2 separate regions of the Mus musculus genome follow, and region 2 is linked to region 1. Evidence: chromatin loops called from intact Hi-C (ENCODE). Cell type or tissue: heart. All regions are shown on one strand.

Region 1 (8,000 bases):
AGCAGCACTTCAGTCTACAAGTTCAAGATGAGACTGAGCAACACAGCAAGATCCTATCTGAAACCGATAGGCTGAATATGATTACACACGCTATTAATATCACTACTTGGAAGCTGAGGCCAAAAGGTCTCAATTCAATGGCAGCATGACAGGTATAGTGAAAGTATTTTTTTTAATCCTCACTTGTGTTAACATTATAATAATGTTTTGAAATCTTGAAATGTTTATTAAGGAAAAACAATGATGTCTTCATCTGGCCTCAAAGAAAAGTTTCAATAAAATTAACATTATTCAATGGTCTTTTCTAAGAGAAACACATAAATATCCACAATGTCCACAGAAGCAATCATATATGCAAATCAAATGGCAATGAGGGATAATTAAAGAAAAAAAGGAATGAGAATCAGAACATTCGGACATGTGTGCTCATTTTCCCAAGACAAGTAACTTCTAAGTCTCCCTCATTCAGGAAACACAGCCAAGGGGAACGGATGCACAAGTGTCTATGGGAGAAAAGGGCTTTGGACACATGCAGTTTCCATTCCTGTAACAGTGTTTTCTCAAGCACAATACACTGAGAAAAGGTGATGCTTCAGCTCGCAGAGCTGTGTGTATGAGTCTTCTGTGTGTGCCATATGTGTGAGATCGTGAAGATGGTGGTGGTGATGCTGACGATAAGAAAGCCAGGGCCTCAGGTGTGCTGGACAAACACTGGACTGAGTTGCCCTTGCTCACTTCTACTCTGCAGCACTGTCCGTAGGTGTGACAGACGAGCTGGGCTCTCGCTCAAGCCTACCAGGATTACCCTTTTGTTTCATGTTGTGCAGCGCTGACCAAGGAACTGCCTAGCTGTCAAGATGACTCAAACACGTAGTAGGTGTGGACACTGACAGGTAAGCTAACTGTTCTGCAAACCACACCTCGTCACTTCTCTCACAATTATAATACAGTCTGATACCAGCACTGGATGGAGGCCAGCCCTATTCCATGAGCTTGTCATCCTACCACAGCTGCACTGCCTACTTTTTAGCCACAGCAACTTAAGAAATCCCAATAGAACATCATAACTGGTACCTACCTGCTTCTAGCTTGCCCTCAGACTAGCACTTTCCAACTTCTCAACTTCCCGCCTAGCAATCCAAAAGCCCCACTGCTTCTTCACTGACAGTGACTGCAAATCAAGTTTTCTCCCCAACATGTCTTCTAATCTTTTAAATGTTAATATCCAAGCTGTACATGAAATTATTTTAGATCATAAAACGTACAAGTTCTACGTTAAACTTACTTGTTCTTTATTTGGTAGAAAGCACTGATGGGAAATCCAAGCAAAGTGAGCTAATTTTAGTTTATCTTCCCAGGAAGTTGTCTTGCTTTTAAGTTTAAAGGAAATACCAGAATAAACAGCAGCCATTGCTACACGTCTTCTACAATTAAAAAAGGAAAATAGTATTATAATAAGGCCTAACTGAACAGACACCAGAAAATGGACAGTATCTTTTAAAAAGAAAATTTTTTATGTATATGTGCCTGAGTATATGCACTCAGGAGTCCAAGAAGGTCAAAGAGGGCATTAGAGTCTTGGAGACTAGAGTACAGATAGTCATGAGTTAGGCGCCATGGAGGTACTGGGAACTGAGCCCAGGTCCTCTCTGAGAGCAGCTGTACTCCTAACTTTGAGCCACCTCTCCAACCCCTCCCTATATACCTTATTGGGTACAATTAGGAAGCAGAGGCCAGCCTAGGATACATGGTAAGATGTTGTGTCAAATATATAGTTAATTTGAAACTGGCTTTCATCAAAAGCAGGTAGACAATAGATTATAAGTACTCCTGCTGTGATCACACTTAGAGAATACAGGAATTCAATAAGGAGAAATCAAAGTGTGTAAATCACTCACAGGATGACAGTCACCATTCATGATTTAAGATCGAAAGAGATGGTTTAGCACAGCTTCAAAACTGTGTTGTGTAACAGGAGTAGCACTATTAAATAAGCAAAAAAGCAAGCAATACAGTACTTGAAGAAAATAATGCTTCTTGAAGTGAAAAAGAAATTAGGTGATGTGGCTGAGGAAACGGCTCAGCAGTAAAGAACACTTGTGACTCCTGTAGAGAGCCCGAGTCCAGTTCCTAGCACCCACAACGATCTGTAAGTCAATTTCCAGGGAATTCTGCATCTTCTCCCCAGGATCCTCATGAATGTCAGACAAAAGGAGCAAAGAGAGAAAGAAACAGAATTCAGGCATTAATTTCAATAAAAATGCTCTTACTTCTACTGTAACAGTAACTCGTCACACACAGCTACAGTAGACAAAAACCATATACAATCTTTAAAATCCCAAGTAACAAAGGAAAGGATACATTAACAACCTACACTTGCTATGAAACCCAGCTAAACCTTTTGAGTTTTTAAAAGTCATAAAGTTTGTTTCCATTATGGTAAACAACTTAGCTTAAACCCTGACAGAACATTCACCACGCTGCTGTGTTGAGGCAAGAGACTGTGCACTTTGGAAAGCTTACTACAGGCCTTCAGAACTGAGAGGCCTCCCTTCCTGTCCTCGCCCTCTGACTACCTCGGGAAGGGTTTAGGGCAGGGTTTTTCCACCTGCGGGTCACACGCCCACAAGATTGCAAACCAGGTATTTATTCACATTATGCTTCCAACAGTAGGAAAATTGCAATTATAATATAGCAACAAAATAACTTCATGGCGGGGGGGGGGGGGGCGTGTCACCACAACATGAACAAAGGGTTGCAGGATTAGGAAGGTTGAGAATCAATGTTCTAGGGGGCTGGAAAGATGACTCCGTGGTTAGGATTACTTACTGCTGTTCCAGAGAACCCAGGTTCGAGTCCCAATATCCCACATCTTGGCTCACAACCACCACTCCAGTTCTAGAGGAACGCCCCTCTTTTATCCTCTGCGGGTGTACATAAAACACCCATACAAATAAAAAGTTTGGTTTTGGTGGTGGTGGTGGTGGTGGTGGTGGTGGTGGTGGTGGTGGTGGAGGAGGAGGAGGAGGAGGAGGTGGTGGTTCTAGTTTATCATGATACCTTCAAATCCTACTACCTGGATCGGGGCTCCCTCGAGTCCGAGCTCCGTGTAGGAGATCGGGGTGCTCTCTAACGTGGGTCTCCCTCAGATCAAGGTTCTCTCAAGTGGAGCTCCTTCAGTTCGGGGTAAAGCAGTTCAGAACCTCAAGCAGGGTTCCATAGCGGGAACTCCCTCGGGCAGAGGCTCCTCCGATCCCGGCTCTCCAGCCGGTTCCCTCCTGTTAGGACTGGTGTCCGCATCCGCCAAACTGGCGCCTCGGCGCAGAGGAAACCCAAACTCTCCAACCGTCCGCTCACCTGGGACCTCCACGGCGGCGAGCCACATGTGAGGGAGGCGCTTCCGGCAGACGTTGACGCCAACGGCTCGGGGCGGGGAGGGGCGTCACGCAGACATCGCTAGAGGAGCGCCGAGCGCGCCCTGGCCGCGGCGGCGTCGCGCGTCCGCGGCCTAGCCCGGCGTGCCCGCTCCGTCAGGCGGTCATGGGGCGGCCACCGAGAACCGCGAGCGCGGGAGGACGTAGGGCGCGGGGACCCGGCTAGCCGGTCGTCGTACGGAGTCCTACGGCGGGCAACCGATACGGAAGCAGCCGGTGCCGGGGCGGCGGCGGGGCAGCGGGAGCCGCCTGGGATGTTCAGTGAGTGCGGGCGGGGCGCGGGACAGGGCGGGGGGGGGGAGGGGACGCGGGGGAGGGGCCTCGGGCGGGAGAGCGCGCGCGCGCGCGCCCGCCCCTGCGCAGTCCCGGCCCTGCTCGCGCGCGCGCGGGTCCGAGCGACCCCGCACGTGGCGGCCCCGGCTGCACGCGCCCGGAGACCCCGCGGCCCCGCCGGGCGCCCTCGCGCGGAGCCAACTGCGAGCTCACGAGGGCGCTCGGCGGAAGTGGGCAGCGGACGGAGGGCTCGCGGCTGCCGCGGGGAGACGCGGCCCCGCGGACCTCGCAGGCGCTGTGGCTCCGGCGTCGAGAGGTGAGTTTTCCCCTTCGCCGGGACCGGCAGGTGGAGGATAGCCTCGGGGCTCTGCCGGGAGTCCCGTCCAGTCCGACCCGCCCTATTAGAAAGTGAAGTAGGAAGGGAGTCTGCCTTTCTCCAGGTTACAGACTTTTTGGCTGTAACCTGGGGCTGAGTGTCACGGATGGAGTTGGTGACCGCAGAGACTTAGAGTTGCAAGCCGTGTAGCAGGCGAGCTTGCTGCCTCGGTTTCTTCTCCTGTAAAATGGGAGGGTAATTTAAGCCCAGACTCTGCTGGTAGTGGTGGCGCACTCCGTAATCCCCACACTCTGTAGGCTGAGGCAGAAAGATTGCTGCGAATTGTTGGCCATCCTGGTGTACGAAGTGAGTTCTGCACCAGTCTAAACCACAGAGTGAGACTTGGTCTAAATACACGTGCATACACACACACATACACATATGAGAGCCTTGTTTTATGAACTATAAAGCGAATATTAAATCAGAAAACCCAAAATGTCAGTTTGTGCCTTCAGTATTTGCCATCAGTAATAAATAAATTTGGTTCGTGTGTTTTGGGACAGTCTTCCAACTGTGAGATTTGTGTGTACTTCTGTCACTGAAGAGAGGCAAAAACCTCTTCTGACTACTTAGTAACTGGTTATTCTTTTTGTTACTCTGTCACAATCTATGAACAACATCTGGGGACAAAAGAAGGGGCTTTGCTTCTTTTCTGACTTGTTTTAGCTTGACCTTGTGTGACGCCAGCGCTGCTCATTGAACACTACTTGAAGTCACGGTTCCAGCCTTCCACGTAGCCAATCAGCATGTTAGCTGATTAACTTGCAGGCTCTCGTTGACATAAGCATCAGTGAGCGGTTGGCCCAGTGCTCCCCTGCAGTCCCGTATGGGATCAGTGGAGCATAGGGTGCAGGCTCAGACACTGTCCACGAGACTGCGTTCCCTCCCATTCAGGAACTGCGTGACTTTGGGCAAGTTGTCTGATAACTACAGGCTTCAGCGTCCCACCTGAAGCGTTTACCTGCCTAATAGAGTAAAAGCAGATAGTCTGTGGGAAGTACTTAAGATGGCGTCTTACTCAGCAGCGGAATGTTAAGTAAACATTAGGTATCAATGGTAGTGTAGGACTGGGATGGTGTTCCAGGCTCTGGGAGTAGAAGGGCAAAGACCAGGAAGCCATTTGAGGAAGAGATAGCCAGACAGAGAGAGCATCAAGGTTTGTTCACACCAGGTGAGCATTTGTAAGGGTGCCTCCTTAGGAGAGGGCTTGGCCAAAGCCTGCTAAAAGGTGAGGGAGCCTCAGTAAAGTGAAAATGGAAGTGGGTAAGCAGCATTCCAGCGAAACCTCGAAACCTCGAAACGACATGATGGGTTTTTTCACTGGGTTTCCTCCAGTGAAAGCAGTGAGTTTTAAACTGATGCATCACATTGGCTTTTTGGGAGGAAGGCCTGGAATGGAGTGGGGCTGGGTCGCAGTAGAGAGGCATCCCTGCTTCTGTACAGCTTCTAGCTTAGTACAGAAATTTTTAATCTGAATTTCAAAGCTAAGAGAACATTAAAACAAAACATGAAGGTACAGGTCGTTCTAGACAGTATTTCCTAAAAACCATGTTTTGGTGTGTGTCATGTACCAGGTTACAAAGCAGGTTTCTCTGAGAAGTCTCTCTGTGATTGGAGAATGTTATCCCATGTTGTGGTCTCTGCTCCAAGGCAGCCTTAGTTGTTGCTCCAACACCAAGATGGTCTTCAAGAGGGCATGCCAGGCTGGAGCAAGCCACTGGTGCTGGGTTGGAGCTTTTATTCAGTCTCACCAAATCAGTTATATAAACAAAACAACAAGAATTAATGTTCACTGAGGAGTACTGGGATCATGTCTCAGAGAACACTGTACAGATCGCACATAAAATACAAACTAATGTGGAAATGGAGGCTTGTTCTTGTTGACCTACTGCAACCGGCCATGACAAGGGGATGGAGATGGAAAGTTCAAGGTCAGGCTGGCTAGGAACAGAATTTAGGTTATCATGGACTACATAGCAAAAACTCTGACTGGGGGGAAAAACAACAAAAAAATACTGTAAGGGGTGAATGAAAATGAGCTCATCAATAGCTTGGACTGAGACTTGCAGCAGAGAGAGTAGATCGGGATTTGGAAAGGATGAAGTGCTGTGAGGACTGAGGGTAGCTTGGTGGTAGAGAGCTCGCCTGCATGGGAAGAAGGCCTTAGGCTTAATCCCTGTTGCCCACCCCCACTTCCACCTCTCTCCAAAAAACCTGTGTTGTCTGTGGTGACCTAGTAGGAAGACAAAATGCTTTGGAAAGTCAGTTATATGTCCATTTGGACTTCTTTTGATCCATGGTCTCCTGTTATCCACGGCTGGCCTGGGACTTACATGCAACTTTCCTGTCTGGTCTCCTAAGTGCTCGGGTTAAAAATGTGCCACAATACCCAGACCAAAAAATAGAATTTGATAATCTATAGTGGTTTAATGGACACTGGTTTTAAGATGTGTATAAATAGTTGGAGCACAATTGTACCACATTTGGTATTTATACTGCTATGCATGTCAGTGAACTTTTATATACGTAGTGTTTTGAATGGTGATGGCCCCCATAGACTAACTTGTGGTTTGTGAGTGTTTTTTTGTTATGTTGTTTACATTGCCTTGGCTGTACTGGGGCTCAACTATGTACACCAGGGTTGCCCGGCTCCTGGTGTGTGAAAGTGTGCATCGCAAGATGAACCATACCCAGCCAGCATGGCGCTTATGTTTGGTCCCTTGATGAAATTGTTTGGGAAAGGATTAGGAAATGTTGCCTTTTTGGAGAAAATGTATCACTGAGGTGTTTAAGGCTTTGAGGTTTCAAAAGTCCATGCCAGGTCTAATCTCTCATCCTCCAAAATGTGGATAAGCTGTAGCTTTCAGCTACTGCTCCAGTGCCATGCCTTGCTTGTCTGCTCCTCACCGTGATACTCATGGACTTACCCTCTGAAATAGTAAGCAAGCCCCCAATGAAGTGCTTGCTTTTGTCTGGTGATGGTGGTGACACTGGCAGCAATGACAGTGGTGCCCACCTTTAATCCCAGCACTCAGGAAGCAGAGGCAGGTGAATCTGTGAGTTCAAGGCCGGCCTGGTCTACAAAGAAAATTCCAGCACAGCCAGGGCTACACAGAGAAACCCTATTTCAACACATCCCTCCTCCCTACAAATACTTTTATAAGTTGCCTTGGTGATGGTTTCTCTTCATTAGCAATAGAAAAGTAACCAAGAAAATATAGACCCTCTTCTCTCCTGTGCTATGAAAACAGTAGTAAAGTAGAAATAAGATGCTTGTGGCTTTCGTATTTCTAGAAATCACAAAAGATCAAAAGCCTAAAATAAGTCCAAGCAGAAACTAGACAGCACTCAAACTTTTAAATCAGAATATAGTTCATGCTACCTGTCCCTTCAGAAGCCAGTAAGTGGGATAGGAATTGAATCTTAATATAGCTTTAGTCTGTGTTATCAGTCTGAGAAAGTAAAGACTTGTATTCTGTCTTAAAGCCCATCTCCAGCCAGCAGATTACATAAGGAAAGGAAGGGTTGGAGGCAATGTGTCAGTCACTCCAGAGCTCGGTCTTGAGCCTTTGGTCAGCCACAATTCTGAGCCTTCAGATGCTCTGCTTCTCTCGTTGTCTCTCCCTCATCTCATTCTGTGGGTGTTTGAGCGTTACTTCTTGATATGCAGGGTCAAATTAGTTTCTGCTGGTCTCCACTTTGTACTCTCCCAGGAACATCTGAGCTCAGGACAAACTAAACATTAATAATATAATGTGCACCGGATCCCTTTTACACTATGAAGGATCCATGCCTTTATAATACAGAATATGAAAATACTCTTTCAGTCCTGCATTGCTTTTTCTTTTTGAGACGGTTTTTAGCTCTGGCTATTCTAGAACTTGCTATGTAGACCAGCCTGTGCTTAACCCCACCTG
Region 2 (8,000 bases), 70 kb after region 1:
TCTCCAAACACACCAGGAGAGTTCAATTCCCAGCACCCACATGGTGGCTCACAACCACCTGTAATGGGATCCCATGCCCTCTCCTGGTGTCTGAAGACAGTGACAGTGTACTCATGTACATGAAATAAATAATTCTTTAAAAAGTATAATAGTTAGCTTTAAATGGTTTCATTACTCTTTATTTATTTCTCTTGGGACGGAGTACACAAAGGTCAGCAAACAACTTGTCAGGTCTAATGGTGTGGCGTTCGGGCTGTCAGGCTTGGTGGTTAGTGCCTTTACATACTGAGCCTCAGCTGTCCTCTCGCTGTCCAGCGCTGTGTGTACTGAGAAGTCATTTTGATTCTTCCACTCTTACTTTTTCAGAACCCCAAAATTCTTCTCCTTGATGAAGCAACCAGGTGAGGTTATCTTTGTGACATGTGTGACAGTGTTAGTGTATCTAGTGTGCGTGTGTCCAGGCTGGAGGGCGTCTTAGCAGTGTGAGCAACCATGTATACAGCTCTGTCATCTCTGCTTCCTCTTGTGTGTGGCCTTGTCTGTCACAGTGCACTGGATGCCGAAAATGAGCACCTGGTCCAGGAGGCCCTTGACCGGCTGATGGAAGGGAGAACCGTGCTGATCATAGCCCACCGCCTGTCCACCATTAAGAATGCCAACTTTGTTGCTGTCCTTGACCACGGAAAGATCTGTGAACACGGGACACATGAAGAGCTGCTCCTGAAGCCCAATGGGCTTTACAGAAAACTGATGAACAAGCAGAGTTTCCTGTCATATAATGGAGCAGAGCAGTTCCTGGAACCTGCACGGGCGTAGCCTGCAGTGCAGGTATTGGGTAACTGAAGCAGGGCTGTGACTCTATCATATACCCTGTCCACAGACAGAAACAGAGCAGCAGCTACCCGTGGGCTGAGAGACCTTAAAACCAAACAGCATTGCAGAGAACAGGGCCTGGAGGCCGTGTGAAGCCTGGGAGCATACTTCAGTTATTTGAAATATGCCTCTTTCCACAAAGAGTGCACAATGTCATTTTACGATGTACCTGTCCTCCCAGACCTTTCTTCAGTTGTAAAATCGTAGCTCTCTAAATGTCTAAAGCGCTGAAGTGACTGCAGGGTTCCAGTGTTTGCTAGCCAAGCAGAACACCTCACTTCCTGTGTGTGCTGTCAGAGTCGAGTTGTTCTCAGGTGACAACTTTAAAAAGGGAATTAGAAACTAAAGGCCTAACTAATTTAAGCCACTGACGCACCTACCTAGGGCCACTGAGGGAAAGTTTGACGCGTCCATCCTCCATTACCTTCTGGCGTCAGAGTTCTGGAGCACTACAGGGCTGTACCTGTCCAAATGTGCAGTGCTCACCATCTGAGCACCAGAGTCTGATACATTTTGCCAAAGGAAGAAGTCCCGTTCTGTAAACTGGAAAGCTTCTATTTTTTTATTACCTCCTTGTTTAATGACTCTTTTTGAGAAGCAAGGTACAGATAACCAGGCGTTATCAACAGAGGTGGATGAAAATCCATGGCGCATCTGTTGAAGCATGTATTTTGAAAAAAAAAATACCCATTTTAAATATGTGATTCCCAGGTATATTGTAGTTTTATATTTTAAATTTTTATTAATAAGGCTGAATCTGAATAATATAATTTTCAGCCTTGAGTATGATGACTCTTGCAGAGGCAAGGCATCAGAAGGAACATCAGCCTTTGGAAAGTATCACAGTTAAGTCACATGTGGTCCTGCTGCTGAGACTCTAAGTCCTAGAAACCTTCAGGAGTCACCGTGTGGCAAGTGTGGCTGCCCTTCCAAGCACCAGAGAACATCTAACTGCAGAACCAAGGCTAGGAGATGAAACTCTGCTGGGTCTGGGGGGAAGGAGGCTCCTGAATTGTTTATTGTGTAGACATGGATCCTGTGAAGGAAAAACTTAAACCCGAGGGTAATTGTTGCAGCATCCAGTTCATGTTGACGATTTCAACAGTCATGAAATAAACCACTCTGGTTTCCAAAAGAAAAAGTAGAGTGGCTCACACCCACCTGAGCTTTAAAACCAGCCAGCGCTTGAGACTTTGTTTCAAACAGAGATTGGAAGAGTTTGGAAGCCCTGCTCCATGGAGTGCATGGAACCTTAACTGGGAGCTGCCGGATAAAGGTACCCTTGCTCTCTGTGCTTATGGTTTGTCACCTACAGTGTCACAGCTCTTACAGCAGTGACAGTGGCTAATGAATATGAATTTGCTCTTTTTTTTTTCCTTTGGTATCAGTGCTGTTAACTGGATGTTGCGGAGGAAGTGGGTTTTTTGTTTGTTTTTTTGCTGGTGATGTAGAGCCTGAGACACAGCTACGCTGAGAGGTAGTTAAATGGACACACCTGCCGTGCCTCTTGATGAGAAGCAGTGTCACCACTTATGTTACCTGGGGAACCGGGTAATGAGCATGAGGCCCCATGGATGTGTGTGCAGGTCTTGGGGTGAGTAGGCAGCACACCTGTGACGGTCACCTTCCACTGTCCACATCTGCTCAGCTCCTTGCAGGGTGTCCTCAGAACTCGGAGTTGTTGCAGATCAGACTGGTGAGAAAGCATTATGAAAATTGAATTGAGTCATCACGTTTTCTTTCTTAATATGGTTAACATTTTATATCAGATTAAAATTTATAGTGAACTTAATCTGTGTCTGTGTGTTATGATGCTGAGGTTGACCCGAGGTTCTCCACACATGCTAAGTGCTTTACCACGAACTTACATTCATGCTTCAGCCTCATGGCTATCACTTCTTTTAAAATTTGGTAGTCACTTTATTTTCTTTATTTTTTCCCCTCTAGTTTTCCAGACAGGGTTTCTCTTTGTAGCCCTGGCTGTTCTCAAACTCTGTAGACTAGGCTGGCCTCGAACTCACTACTGCCCCTGCTGCCTCCATCCACATATTAATTTCTTTTTTTTTTAAAGATTTATTTATTATTATATATAAGTACACTGTAGCTGTCTTCAGACACACCAGAAGAGGGCATCAGATCTCGTTACAGATGGTTGTGAGCCACCGTGTGGTTGCTGGGATTTGAACTCAGGACCTCTGGAAGAGCAGTCAGTGCTCTCAATCGCTGAGCCATCTCTCAAGCCCTAGTTTCTTAATAAAATTTGTTATAGAGACTCAAAAAAACTTTTTAATCTAACATGTCATATACAGAGTATTGACTTTGTGTTCCATGCCTTTCCTTATCTGAGACTCTCATGTGTTTGCTATTTATTAGTGTCTGTCCAACTACTCCAGCCCCATTATTATTTCCTGCCCCACCATGAGCACAGTGCTGTGGCCTTGACAAAGGATTCAGCAGTGTCTGCCTTCAGCCCTCTCTAGCTTATGGAGAGAGGCAGGCAAAGTCAGTACAAAGCAATCTGGCAAAGGGCTGTGGCAAGCAGTGTTTGGGGGCTGCTTTGTCTCAAGCACTCTGCACACATTACATCTGGTGCTCTGGTAAATCCCACGATGTAGACAAACACTTAGGTCACATGTACCCAGTGAGGCAACTTTGTCACTTGTCTTAGCCTCTCTTTGCTGTAATAGCATGGCAAAGGCAACTTCAGGGAGAAAGTTCCTTACTGTTCCCAAGAGATTCAGTCCCTCCTGGCTGGGAGGACACTGCGCAGGGTCAGGGGACAACTGAGTGGGCCTCCTCATCTTTCAGTGTTTGACGCTAGATTCTCTGCCATCAGGCTAGCTGGCCCTAGAACTCTAGGGTAGTTTTATTTCTGCATGCTACATGCTTGGCTTTTATTTTGGTGGGTTTTTATTTTAAATGTGTCAGGTGCTTTGTCTGCATGTCTGCCTGCAGACCAGAAGAAGGCATCAGATTGTGAGCTTCTATGTGCGTTCTGGGAATTGAACTTGGGACCTCTGGAAGAACAGCCAGTGCTCTTAATTGCTGAGGCATCTCTTCAACCCCTTATTTTGGGTTTTTTTTAAAAAACATTTATTATGTGTCTGTGAGTATATGCCATACCTGTGCAAGCCAGACAGTTATGCACACCTCCAATCCCAGTGATCAGGAGGCAGAGGTAGGTGGATCTCTGGAGGCAGGGTTTTTCTCTGTGTAGCCCTGGCTGTTCTGGAACTCACTTTGTAGACTAGGCTGGCCTCAAAGTCAGAGGTCCACCTGCCTCATAATGAGCAATTCTAGACAATCTGAAGCAGCCCTACATCCCACACCCGGGATTAAAGTGAAGACATATTCTTATAACATTTCTGTGTTTAAAGAAACCAAAATTCAGCCGGGCGAGGTGGCGCACGCCTTTAATCCCAGCACTCGGGAGGCAGAGGCAGGCGGATTTCTGAGTTTGAGGCCAGCCTGGTCTACAAAGTGAGTTCCAGGACAGCCAGGGCTACACAGAGAAACCCTGTCTCGGAAAACCAAACCAAACCAAAACAAAAAAGAAACCGAAATTCTCCTACACTGCACTTTGCAAGAATTAAAGGCTCCATTACGCATGCGCACGTTTCTCCTGGACTGTGGACTGGAAAGCTGCTTTCTCTCATCCTTAGGGCAGAGATGACTCCTCCCTTCCATGTTCTCTCTCCCCCTACCCCCTCCCACTGTATTTACTTCTGATATGCCTAACAACCTTGTGTCCATAATGGTCTCTCAGGTAATTGGGTTTGTTTGTTGGCATTTGAGACAGTGTCTCATGTAGCCCAGGGTGGCTTTGAACAACTTCTGGTCCTACAGAGATTATAGGTGTGTGCAGCCACACCTGGCTCAAGTAGCTACTTCTAAATGCTTTTCTTTTTTTTTCCGAGTTCAATTCCCAGCACCCATGCTAGGTGGCGCACAACCCCCCTGTAACTAACTTCAGAGTCCAATGCCCTCCTTCTGGCTTTCTGAGCTCTTAAAAGATCAAAACTGCCCCAAGGAACTCGATGCCTCTATCAGCAGGAAGTAGTCTACGGATATCGAAGCCCCCTTTTCCTCTAGCCTTCTTTCTCCTACCTAGTGTTGGGGGGTTGAGAGGGAGACAAGTGGTAGAAATAGGAACCCATAAAGTGGTCAAAAGTCTGGCTACAATGTTGTCTAAGTGGGACACAATGAAAAAACCGAAAAGGAAAGGCCACCCGAAGTAACAAGGGACCTCACAAGTTCAGCAAGGGTCCCTGGGCAGTTATCAGCCCTGAATATTTACAAACTCTAGTACAGCCTCGGGCTAATCTCAGTTCACTGTTTAGTAATGTGGGGAGCAGAATGGAAAAGACACCCCCATACACACACTACGGTCTTCCGAAACAGCCGCAGAGGACTAACAGAACTGTGTGCACGCCTGCTATCGGCTTCTACTAGGGTCTGGAACTTCAGGGGCAGCGATGAGAGTGAACATGCCCGGGGACTGGGGGCACTGTCATTTCCGAATCTCCGGCAGTAGGACAGACCCATCAAAATGCAAGCTGTGCCTGGAAAGCAAAAAGCTGCAACCCGCTGCAGAGCCCAGACAATCGAACGAAGAACAAGCCTGAACCGATCTGAATTAGGTTGGGAAAAACTGTGAGCACACCACCGCCGCCCAGAGCGCGACTTCCTCAGCTCCGCCCACGGGCGCCTCCTTCCCCAGCCCACGCTCGCCGCGGAGGGTCAGCTCCAGCCGGAGACCGGCGCTTCTGGCAAGCTCTCGGTCCGGAGCACTGGATCCACCGCGGTGAATCGGGTCGCAGGACTCCAAATCGCCTGCCCCGCCCCTCCCCGGTACTGGATGTGACGTCAACAAAGCGCTCCCAGTTCCGACCTTGCCCCGAGTCTCGGCGCCGATCTTTGACGTCATTGCCATGCGCCTTCCCCTCCCTACTCGCTGAGCGCCCCCTTACGTCATCTCTAGGCGCCTTCCCGCCCCTCAGGTGTTCAAGCTCCGGGCGCGCGAGGTTCTCGCTATTAGCCCGCGAGTGCCGCTTCCTCCACGCTCTCTGCAAACATGTTTCCGAGCGTCTCCTCTCCGCGAACCCCAGGGCCGGGGACCCGACGCGGTCCGCTAGTCGGGATCGGGCCCACGTCCACGCCTAGAGCGAGCAGGAGGGGTCTGTCTCTGGGATCTGCGGTTAACTCGCCCGTGCTGTTCTCGCCCGCAGGCCGGCGCAGCTCGGTGAGCTCACGGTAAGTGGGGGTTCGGGGACCAGCGGGGTCCGCTCCACAGCGGGGAGGTGGAGCCTGGCAGTGGGGTAAGCTGCCGCAGAGTTCGAAAGTACTTCTGGTCATTCTCGCGTTTTATTGTCGCTGCTTAATGGTGGCCCTCGTTTTGCCCGTTCTCTGTTTAACTCTTTATTGGACCCATGGATTCACTCTGTCTCCGCGCTACAGAAAAGAATGAAAGAACCTTTTGAGCACTACGCTTGCAAGGTAGGAACATACTTCAGATTATTGTAAAGATTAAAAAGTCATTTCTTTATTATGTTGACACAGGTCAGTGTCGGGCTGCTGTTTGTTTAAAGTTGTGGTTTGACTCTGTGGCGTTTGACACGAGTAACATTTGGTCTGGTGTAGTCTTTTTGTGATATAGTGTAGGAATGCAGCCTGGAACTCAGTCCTGTCCACTTTGGGACAGCCCATGCTACGTACCCTAGGCTGACTTTGCTCAATCCACTTTTAAGATTCTTCTATTTCAAGCATGCAGTAGCTTGTCTGGCTACCATCATTTTGTTTAACACTTCCAGCTTTAAGTCAGGATCTCAGCATCTCAGGATTCAGTACACCTATCTGAGTCATGGTAAGAGCCTACAAACCTGGCAAAAATGTTTTCTCAGTGCCTAGCAAATGCTTATTACTACATACTGATTGGCAGTTAAAGGACTTGGGCCACAAAATGTGATGGTTGTGACTAGGTTACATAAAAGCACTTTGTGTGTGTGTGTGTGTGTGTGTGTGTGTGTGAGAGAGAGAGAGAGAGAGCGTGCTTCACTAAAGATGCTGGTGTGCTGCCAAGTCCACATGTATAGTAGAATTGTTACCCTCCTCAATGTAATTAACACGAAAATTCAGAATTGGGTTACCTTTTTCTAGAAGAATTTCTTCTGTTCATCTTTCAAAAGTGAATTTCTGGGATGGAAAGATGGCTCTGGGGATAAGAGCACTTGCTTTTCGATATCTATCTATCTATCATACAATCATATATATATATATACACATATATACACACACACACATATATGTATATATGATGGGTTAAAAAGATAGTAAGATGCATATATGTTCTGATACATCATTTTTGCTCAAAACAAACAAAAAAACCAGTAAATTAATCTCAAAAGTACCTGACAACTATTGCCTTAAAATTATTTTAAAAGGTATTGCTGGACATGGTAGTACACAACTTAAAATCCTAGCACATGGAAAGCTAAGGTAGGAGGACCCTGGATCAGAGCTAGTCTTGGCTATATAGTTCCAAAGCAACCAGAGACACACAGTGATGTGTGTGTGTGTGTGTGTGTGTGTGTGTGTGTGTATGTTTGTGTGTATGTTTGTGTGTGTGTGTGTGTGTGTGTGTGTATCTTAAGTGAATTTTTTTCTGCATGAAAACAGGAAATACTGAGTCTAACAGAGACTTATGATTAAAATGTATGAACCTACAAGTCTTGTGATAATTCAGAGAGTAACTGTGATGCTGAGAGCACACGTGGGACCCTTGTTTTTGTTTGCTTGTTTTTTGAGACAGGGTTCTGGAACTTACTGTGTAGACCAGGCTAACCTCAGGCAGATATCACAGAGATCTGCCTCCTCTCTGTGCCTGGCTTTCACTTTATTGTTTAAGAAGAACCCTTCACAGTACTGACCTCAGAGGCAGAGGTGTACTCACTTCTAATTTCTGAACTCAGATGACTCAGGCATGGTGGTTAGTTTTTTGTGAACACAAACTAGAATCATCTGAGTAGGGGGGAGCCCAATTAAGAAACCCCCACCCCCACTCCTGAGATGACACAGTGGTTAAGAGCACTGACTGCTCTTTCAGAGGTCCTGAGTTCAATTCCCATCAT

Evidence for each region. Peaks named below come from ENCODE experiments on the same cell type or tissue, not always from the same donor. Only the 100,000 strongest peaks of a DNase experiment are listed, where the experiment ranks them.
Region 2: it touches region 1 in a loop (5-fold over the local background); 7 of 42 quality-filtered maps call a loop at or near these places.

The regions. Positions count from the first base shown.
Region 1 is chr8:124,016,884-124,024,883 of GRCm38, reverse strand. Taf5l (TATA-box binding protein associated factor 5 like) reads left to right here and starts at 3,487. Exons shown (of 5, transcript NM_133966.3): 1 at 3,487-3,695. Urb2 (URB2 ribosome biogenesis 2 homolog (S. cerevisiae)) reads right to left here and starts at 3,387. Exons shown (of 10, transcript NM_001368414.1): 1 at 3,358-3,387; 2 at 1,286-1,424. The coding sequence starts at 1,411. Mir1967 (microRNA 1967) reads right to left here and starts at 2,243; the gene lies at 2,162-2,243. In heart, a CTCF peak has its summit at 4,305; a DNase peak (open chromatin) is centred at 3,453; H3K4me3 peaks cover 3,164 bases; H3K27ac peaks cover 2,650 bases.
Region 2 is chr8:123,947,124-123,955,123 of GRCm38, reverse strand. Nup133 (nucleoporin 133) reads left to right here and starts at 5,859. Exons shown (of 26, transcript NM_172288.2): 1 at 5,859-6,126. The coding sequence starts at 5,948. It overlaps Abcb10 (ATP-binding cassette, sub-family B (MDR/TAP), member 10), which reads left to right. Exons shown (of 13, transcript NM_019552.2): 12 at 367-401; 13 at 549-2,665. The coding sequence ends at 816. In heart, a CTCF peak has its summit at 4,813; a DNase peak (open chromatin) is centred at 5,843; H3K4me3 peaks cover 2,404 bases; H3K27ac peaks cover 1,676 bases.